2 separate regions of the Homo sapiens genome follow, and region 2 is linked to region 1. The links are chromatin contacts, found by Hi-C or POLR2A ChIA-PET in ENCODE. All regions are on one chromosome and are shown on one strand. The core of a region is the stretch at or near the end of the contact, and the rest is flanking DNA. Distances in the headings are between cores, read along the strand shown. Region 1 has its middle 11 kb from the start of TRIDDENT. Region 2 overlaps SRL (sarcalumenin).

Region 1 (4,056 bases), core at 829-3,328:
AAAATACAAAAAATTAGCCAGTTGTGGTGGCGGGCGCCTGTAGTCTCAGCTACTCGGGAGGCTGAGGCAGGAGAATGGTGTGAACCTGGGAGGCAGAGCTTGCAGTGAGCCGAGATCTCGCCACTGCACTCCAACCTGGGCAACAGAGCAAGACTCCATCTCAAAAAAATAAAATAAAATAAAATAAAATAAAATTTGGTTCTTTCTCTTCAGTAATAAATTAACCTTAGCTTACTAGAACTTTTTTACTTTATAAACTTTTTAATTTTTTTAACTTTTTTACTTTTTTGTAAAAAAGTAAAACACAGCTTAAAACACAAACACATCAAACACATTGTACAAAGATATTTATTTTCGTTATGTCTTTATTCTATTAGCTTTTTTTTTTTTTTTTTTTGAGATAGGGTCTCACTCTGTCATCCAGGCTGGAGTGCAGTGGCACAGTCTTGGCTCACTGCAGGCTTCATCTCCCAGGCTCAAGCGATCTTCCAACCTCAGCCTCTCAAATAGCTGGGACTACAGATGCACATCACCACTCCCGGCTAATTTTTGTATTTTTTGTAGAGACAGGGTTTCGCCACCTTACCCAGGCTGGTCTCAAACTCCTGAGCTCAAGCAGTCCACCCACTTCTGCCTCCCAAAGTGCTGGGATTACAGGTGTGAGCCACTGCACCTGGCCCTATTAACTTTTTTCTTCTTCTTCTAGACGGAGTCTCATTCTGTTGCCCAGGCTGGAGTGCTGTGGCGCGATCTCGGCTCACCGCAACCTCCGTCTCCTGAGTTCAAGCAATTAATTCTCCCTGCCTCAGCCTCCCAAGTAGCTGGGATTACAGGCGCCCACCACGATGCCCGGCTAATTTTTGTATTTTTTAGTGGAGATGGGGTTTCACCATGTTGGCCAGGCTGGTCTCAAACTCCTGACCTCAGGTGATCTGCCCGCCTTGGCCTCCCAAAGTGCTGGGATTACAGGCAGGAGCCACTGTGCCTGGACAGCCTTTTCTATTAATTTTTTTTAAACTTTTTAAACTTTTTTATTAAAAACTAAGACACACATACACATTAGCCTAGGCCTACCCAGGGTCACGATCATGAATGTCACTGTCTTCCACCTCCACATCTCGTCCCACTGGAAGGTCTTCAGAGGCAATGTGTATGCAGACTGTCATCTCCTGTGATAATAATGCTTTCTTCTAGAATACCTCCTGAAAGGCCTGCCCGAGGCTGTTTTACGGGTAACTGTAAAAAAATATGAGTGCACTCTAAGGAACAATAAGGACCAGGCACCATGGCTCAGGCCTGTAATCCCAGCACTCTGGGAGGCCAAGGTCAGAGGATCGCTTGAGCTCAAGAGTTCAAGGCCAGCCTGGGCAACTTCGTCAAACCTTGTCTCTACTAAAAATTTTTAAAAAATAGCCAGGAGTGCTGGCGCACACCTGTAGTCTCAGCTACTCAGGAGGCTGAGGCAGAAGGATTGTTTGAGCTCCGGAGGCCAAGCCTGCAGCGAGCTATGGTCACACCACTGTACTCCAGCCTAGGCAACAGAGTGAGACCCTGTCTCTATAAAAACAAAACAAAATGAAATGAAAAAAGTATAGTGTAGTAAATACCTAAGCCAGTAACACAGTTGTTTATTATCATTACCGAGTATTATGTACGGTGCATAATTACATGTGCTAGACTTTTATATGACTGACAGCACTGTAGGTTGGTTTACACCAGCATCACCACAAACTCGTGAGGAATGCGTTCCCCTATGAAGTCTCTAGGCCATAAGAATGTTAAGAATTTTTCAGCTCCGTGAAAATCTTATGGGACCACGGTCCTATATGCAGGCTGTTGACCCAAACCTCTATGGGGCGCACGACTGTCCATCCCTCCCAGGGATCGGGCGAAGTGCTGGGCCTTGAGAAGGCATTGCATGGCACCGCCCAAGGATCCTGTAACTGCGCCACGCAGGGGTCGATGATCTGCCTGCGCCAGAGCAGGGAGACCCCGGCTGGCCCCAGGTCTCCCCAGGGTGAGCCTGGCGCGCTCTCGGGCGCCACCTAGCGCCAACCAGAGCCGGAGCGCTCAGACTTGCGACCCCAAACGAGGCCCCGCGTCTTCAGAAGTCCCAAGCTCCGGGACTGAGCGAGCGTGGCCTGGGCATCCTGGGATTCAGAGCCAGCCTCTGGCCGCCCTCGGGACAGGGGTCCACAGCCAGCGTCCCCCACGCGGCGTCCTGCCTGGGGTCCAGGCGCTCCCCCTGTTGGGTTTCTGGAGGCACCGTGCCAGAGGTGGGACGGGCGCTGGCTCAGGAACAGGGATGGGGTCCTAGTCCCTCCTCAGTCCTCCCGGCACCCCTTTCTTCATGCAGGCGGAAGTGGCTCCAGTGCCACTCAGGGGCTCTTCCAGCTCGGCAAGCCCGGGGCCAATTGCACAGACCGCCTTCAGCCCCTGACCCATCCTTGGAAACCGCCCGGACTCCTGCAGTTTCTTAACTGTGCAGGTCACAGCGGAGTCACTGTGGAACTTTAAAAAAAAAAAAAAGACAAGTATCTGGGCCCCACTTTAGACCAGTCGAATTGGGAGTGGGGGCGCTGGCCGTCAGTATCGTTCCCGTTCACCAGGCGATCCCAATGCACTGCTAAGCATTGAGAACGCCGCCTTACGCTTAGCGCGCGTCCCCTGTGCACGCCTATGCACTCCTTTCCTGCAAAATCTCACCTTGCCCTAGAAAGCATCCGCTTGGGGTCTAGCTCTGGCGTGTCTGACGGTACCTCTCTCACCCTGGATGGTGGAGGCAGTGAGGGAGGTGGAGAGGGGCTTCTTTTAACCAGAGGCCTGAGAAGCAGTACCCTCTTTGCTCCAACTCCTCGTTAGCGCAAAGCCAGGACTAGAATCTGGATCTTTGAATTTCCTGTCCAGTGGATGTTGCCAGATTTAGCAAATAAAAATACAGGGTGTATATGTAACTATGAGGGTGAGATCAACAATGAATAATTTTTGTAGTATAAGTATATCCCAAATAGTGCATGAGTTGGGATATACTTACACTAAAAAAAAAAAATTTGACATTTGAAATTCAAATTTAGGCCGGGTGCAGTGGCCCACGCCTGTAATCCCAGCACTTTGGGAGGCCGAGGCGGGAGGATCACCTGAGGTCAGGAGTTCGAGACCAGCCTGGCCAACATGGTGAAACCCCCATCTCTACTAAAAATACAAAAATTAACCGGTCATGGTGGCATGTGCTTGTGATCCCAGCTACTTGGGAGGCTGAGGCAGGAGAATCGCTTGAACCTGGGAGGTAGAGGTTGCTGTGAGCCAAGATCGTACCACTGCACTCCAGCCTGGATGACAGAATGATAGTCCACCTCAAAAAAAAATTAATTAATTAATTAAATAGGGTACACTGTATTTTTTCAGGCAAAATTACATCTATGTCTATCCATTTATACATATGTAAATAATACAGCTGGCTAAAAATTGCCCAGTGCCTTTTATCCAGGGCCTGCAGCTACCCTTCTCCCCAGGCCAGTGTCCACCCAAGCCAAATACTGAGCACCCCTGGCTGGCCCTTCGAGAGTACTTGCCCACTAGCCTGAGACGCCTCCACCCCAGCTCCATCTCCAGAGCCTGGCTTGCTGCCTATTGACCATAAGGAAGGCGGTTGGAGCCTGTGGTGTCTTCCTGGATATGCCCTTGTAGCTGGGGAGCCCAAGGAAGCTGAGATGCTACAGTAGTGTCCTTAACTAAAATGCTCAGCATAACACACAGACACAAATTTAGAGTCTTCTCCAATCCATATTCCTCTAGTTTCTTTTTTTTTTTTTTTTGAAACAGAGTCTGGCTTTGTCACCCAGGTTGGAGCTCAATGAAGCGAACTCAGCTCACTGCCACCTCTGCCTCCTGGGCTCAAGCCATCCTCCCGCTTCAGCCGCTCAAGCAGCTGGGACTAAGACTACGGATGTACACCACTACACCCAGCTAATTTTTTGTATTTTCTGCCTCACCATGTTGGCCAGGCTGGTCTCGAACTCCTGAGCTCTTCAAGGGGTCTGTCCACCTCGGCCAACA
Region 2 (4,056 bases), core at 625-3,124, 290 kb before region 1:
GAGATTGGGTGCCAAATCCTGAAGAAATGAGAGATGCTCCCTAAAGGGAGTCCCCCTTTAGGCTGGAAAAGCAGGATGGACTCGGGTTAGGGATGAAGGCACAAAAGGATCAAATAGAAGCATGAGGGTATGGCACAATCTCAGACTCAGATGCCTCAGAGACTGCAGGGAGCAGAGAGAGTGGGGCATTTGATGAGAGCAGGGAGAGGTGTAAGGCAGCTGTGGGTCCCTCCCTGTGAGGCCCATCTCTCAGCCCCTTGTCAGCCCTGTGAGGTCCTGGCCAGCTGCACTGTGCAGGCGGGAATGAGTTGTGTCTCTGCCCTCAGGAGCTGACCTTCTATTTGGGGAGATGACACGCACTGAAAAAAAAATGTAACTAACACCCCCCCACCAGCAGTCTATGCTCACTCTGGTTGAAGTTCAGAAGATGGTTGGGAAGGTTGGCTGTGCAGAGGGACAGGGTTTCAGCCCAACGTGCAGGGAGGGGACAATTGCTGGACGGTCAGCTTGGGGAGGGTGGAAGCTGTGCCTTTGTTTAATTTGCCCGTATTTCATCACGAACAGTGTAGCATGACGCTTGGCTCATTCAAGGCAGTCAACAAGGTCTAATGAATGACAGATGATTTGTGCAGGCAGAGACACCTGAAGATGGTGACAAAAGCCAGGAGGTGAGGAAGCTCAGAGCACGGCACTGCCAGGGACAGGATGAGACTAGCTCTGGCTAGAGTGTGGGGCTCGTGTTCGGGGGAGATTAGGCCACCCTGATGAGTTGGGGCCAGTTGGGAAGAACCTTGAATGCTGAGCCAAGTGGCTCTTTCTCTCAGCCCTCTGAAGACTCTAGCCTGTTTTCTTCCAGATAGCCCCTCCCTATTCCCCGCTCTCTCAGATATTTTTGGATGCTTCTAGAGCAGGGACTGTACTCTGAGCTCAAACAGGTGCAGACAAAGTCTGGCCTGGAGTTCTGGGCTTGTAGGAAGTGGCTTGTGCTGGGAGCTCAGGGGAGAGTCCCGGGGTTTGGGAGCCCCCGCCTCCCCCCACCACTGGATTGCTGCCAAAACTGCAGCCCCCGGTCCTCCTTCAGGTAGTCATTTGGCTAGGACCTAGGCCAGCTCAGTTTTCTCCCATAGAATTTCCCCTAGGCTGGGCACGGTGGCTCTTGCCTGCAATCCCAGCACTTTGGGAGGTTGAAGCGGGTAGATCCCTTGACCGCAGGAGTTCAAGAGTACCTTGGGCAACATGGAGAAACCCCATCTCTACAAAAAAATACAACAATTAGCCAGGCATAATGGCCTATGCGTGTGGTCCCAGCTGCTTGGGAGGCTGGAGCAGGTGGATCTCTTGAGCCCGGGAGGTCATGGCTGCGGTGAACTGTAATTGTGCCAGTGCACTCCAGTCTGGGTGCCAGAGCAAGACTCTGTTGAAAAAAAAAAAAATTCGTCTAGATGGCAATAGGTAAAGGCTTGACCAAGCCATTCCTTTGGAAGCCATGCCACTGATGGGCCTCCAACTTACACAGCATTTAGGGCCTGATGTGACCACCTGTGTCCCTGTGTCCACCAGAGAGGCCTCTAGCCAATTTGTTGATTACTTAGTGTCAAGTAGTAGATGATTACTTATTTTTCTTGCACTTACCCAAGGAGATCAAGAGACCGGGAGTGCTCTCTAGGACTTGGGAAGAATCTGGAAAAGAACTGGAGAAGTGTCAAGTACTCACCCTGTCCTGGGGAGACCATCCTGGCCTCGGGCTCCCAAGACACCAGCCCACCTCCTTTCCTGCCTTTGTTTCCTTTCCGAATTGGTAGTTAAGCTGGTGAGCACTCCACCAAGTCCCTCCTTGCTTGGCGCTGTCTACACAGAGGCAGAGCGGCTGGCCTGGGGTGGGGCCCAGCGGGAGCACCGGAACCCGGGGGCAGAGCAAATGCTGGTTTTGTCACAAATCAGCCGCCAAGTCCCTGACTATCTCTGCGTTTGTTTCTTCACCCATAAAATGGGGATAATGATACTTGCTCTATTTCCAGCATGGGGCTGTTTCGTGACTATAATAAGAAAATGGCTATCGGATGCTTAAAATATTTTTTGATAATAGATACTTTCTAAGCTTAAAAGGACTATGACAAGAATGACAGGTTATCACTCTTGTGAGTATGCGGCAACTTGATATTTGCCTCCAGTTTCCTGAAATATCATGAAACTTGACCAACCAGGGGAATCCATCAACACGCCTCCCCTGCTCAGGACTGTTAATATCCTTGGGATTCTCTGTCCTCAAAGAGCTTACAGACTAGGAGGGGAGACAGCCCCTGCTCATGACATGAATAGAGAACCATATAAGGTAGACGTAATCAGCAGCTAAAAATAAGCAGCCTGAGAGTGCAGAGAAAGGGGGAGCGGTTGTCGGGGCATGCTTCCTGGAAGGGGGGCTCGAGCTGGGTTTCAGAGCATGTGGGCCCCAGGATGGTGACGACAGGGTCTGCGGCCATGGGGATGGTGAAAACGATTGGCTCAGTGTTAAATGGTGTCAGGAAGCTCTCACAGCGCCAGGCTTAGGTGTTGGTTCCTATTTGATCTTCCTGGGACCACGGTAACAACTTGCCACAAAGTCAGTAGCTTAAAGCCACAGCAATTGTTTTTTTTGAGACAGGGTCTCACTCTGTTGCCCAGGCTGGAGTGCAGTGGTGCAATCTCTGCTCACTGCAATCTCTGCCTCCCGGGCTCAAGTGATCCTCCCACCACAGCCTCCCAAGTAGCTGAGACTATAGGCATGCACCACCATGCTCAGCTAATTTTTGTATTTTTTGTAGAGACAGGGCTCTCGCCATGTTGCCTGGGCTGGTCTTGAGCTTCTGGGCTCAAGTGATCCTACCTTGGCCTCCCAAAGTGCTGGGATTACAGGTGTGAGCCACAGTGCCTGGCCAAAACCACAGAAATTTATTCTCTGACAATTCTGGAGCCCAAAAGTCTGAAATCAAGGTGTTGGCAGGGCCACATTCCCTTTGAAAGGTCTAAGGGGGATCCTTCCTTGCCTCTTCCAGCATCCAGTGGTTGCCAGCAATTCCTGGCATTCTTTGAGTGGTAGCTTCATCACTGCACTCTCTGCCTCTGTCATCATGTGGCCTTCTCCCTTGTCTGTGTGTCCCTGTGTCCTCTCCTCATCACCTAAGGACATTGAAGATGTTGGGTTTAGGGCCCACCTAATCCAGTATGATCTCATCTTAACTAATTACATTTGCAAAGACCCTGTTTCCATAGAAGGTCACATTCTTCCTGGGTGTGGTGGCTCACACCTGTAATCCCAGCACTTTGGGAGGCCAAGGGGGTGCGGATCACGAGGTCGGGAGTTCAAGACCAGCCTGGCCAACATGGTGAAACCCCGTCTCTACTAAAGATACAAAAAAAAAAAAATTAGCCAGTCATAGTGGTGCCCGCCTGTAATCCCAGCTACTTGGGGGGCTGAGGCAGGAGAATCGCTTGAACCCGGGAGGTGGAGGTTGCAGTGAGCCGAGATCGCACCACCATACTCCAGCCTGGGCGACAGGGCAAGACTCTGTCTCAAAAAAAAAAAAAAAAATCACATTCTGAGGTTCTAGGTGGATATGAATTTTAGAGATACACTAATTTTGGGGGGCTTTCTCCTAGGGGATGGTCTTCCACTGGGTGGAGGGGGTACCTGTTTCCTTGGTCCACTTTGTTCCACAGCTCATGGGTTGCCCCCCCTGGCTGATCTGGAGCTCTGCAGACACACCCGGGCAAGTGTGTTGAATGAACAGATGGAGGACTGGCTCAGGCAGAGAATCTCAGGAGGTAGCCCGGCCTAGTAGTGGTGGTAGGTAGGAGGGTGGCTGCCCGGGTGGGGAGAATTGACCAGAATTGCCCAGTTCCTAGGGGGTGTGTCTCTGACGCAGGGTGAGGTAGAGAGGGGAAAGGGATGGAGGTCTGGGTCCTGGCTGCCTGTGTGATGAAAAGAGTAAGGGAGCAAGAAGCTGGAAGCCCAGGACCAGCTTACTCTGTGACCTGAGGCCCAGCTCTTCTTCTGCACGAGGCCCCAGCACGCAGTCC

Evidence for each region. A loop is a pair of places that touch in the nucleus more often than their neighbours do. ChIA-PET counts read pairs that join two places held with the same protein, here RNA polymerase II (POLR2A). Pooled maps may share reads with other maps.
Region 2: a pooled map shows a loop between it and region 1 (3-fold over the local background). The contact joins two enhancer-like sites. A Hi-C loop is called at or near these places in 1 of 168 maps with a recorded cell type or tissue (CD14-positive monocyte), 1 of 37 single-sample maps with no recorded cell type and 4 of 50 pooled maps. POLR2A ChIA-PET finds 5 or more read pairs at or near these places in 3 of 52 experiments (AG04449, AG04450 and T-cell).

Annotation. Positions count from the first base shown.
Region 1 is chr16:3,937,238-3,941,293 of GRCh38, reverse strand. No RefSeq gene overlaps it. Among named protein-coding and RNA genes, the nearest start is that of TRIDDENT, 11 kb to the left of the region's middle. Within about 2 kb of position 2,078, at least 2 of the 41 ENCODE cell types and tissues checked have a DNase peak (open chromatin) inside an H3K27ac peak, as active enhancers do.
Region 2 is chr16:4,229,894-4,233,949 of GRCh38, reverse strand. The region is part of intron 1 of SRL (sarcalumenin); the gene reads left to right. Among named protein-coding and RNA genes, the nearest start is that of SRL, 10 kb to the left of the region's middle. Within about 2 kb of position 1,874, at least 3 of the 41 ENCODE cell types and tissues checked have a DNase peak (open chromatin) inside an H3K27ac peak, as active enhancers do.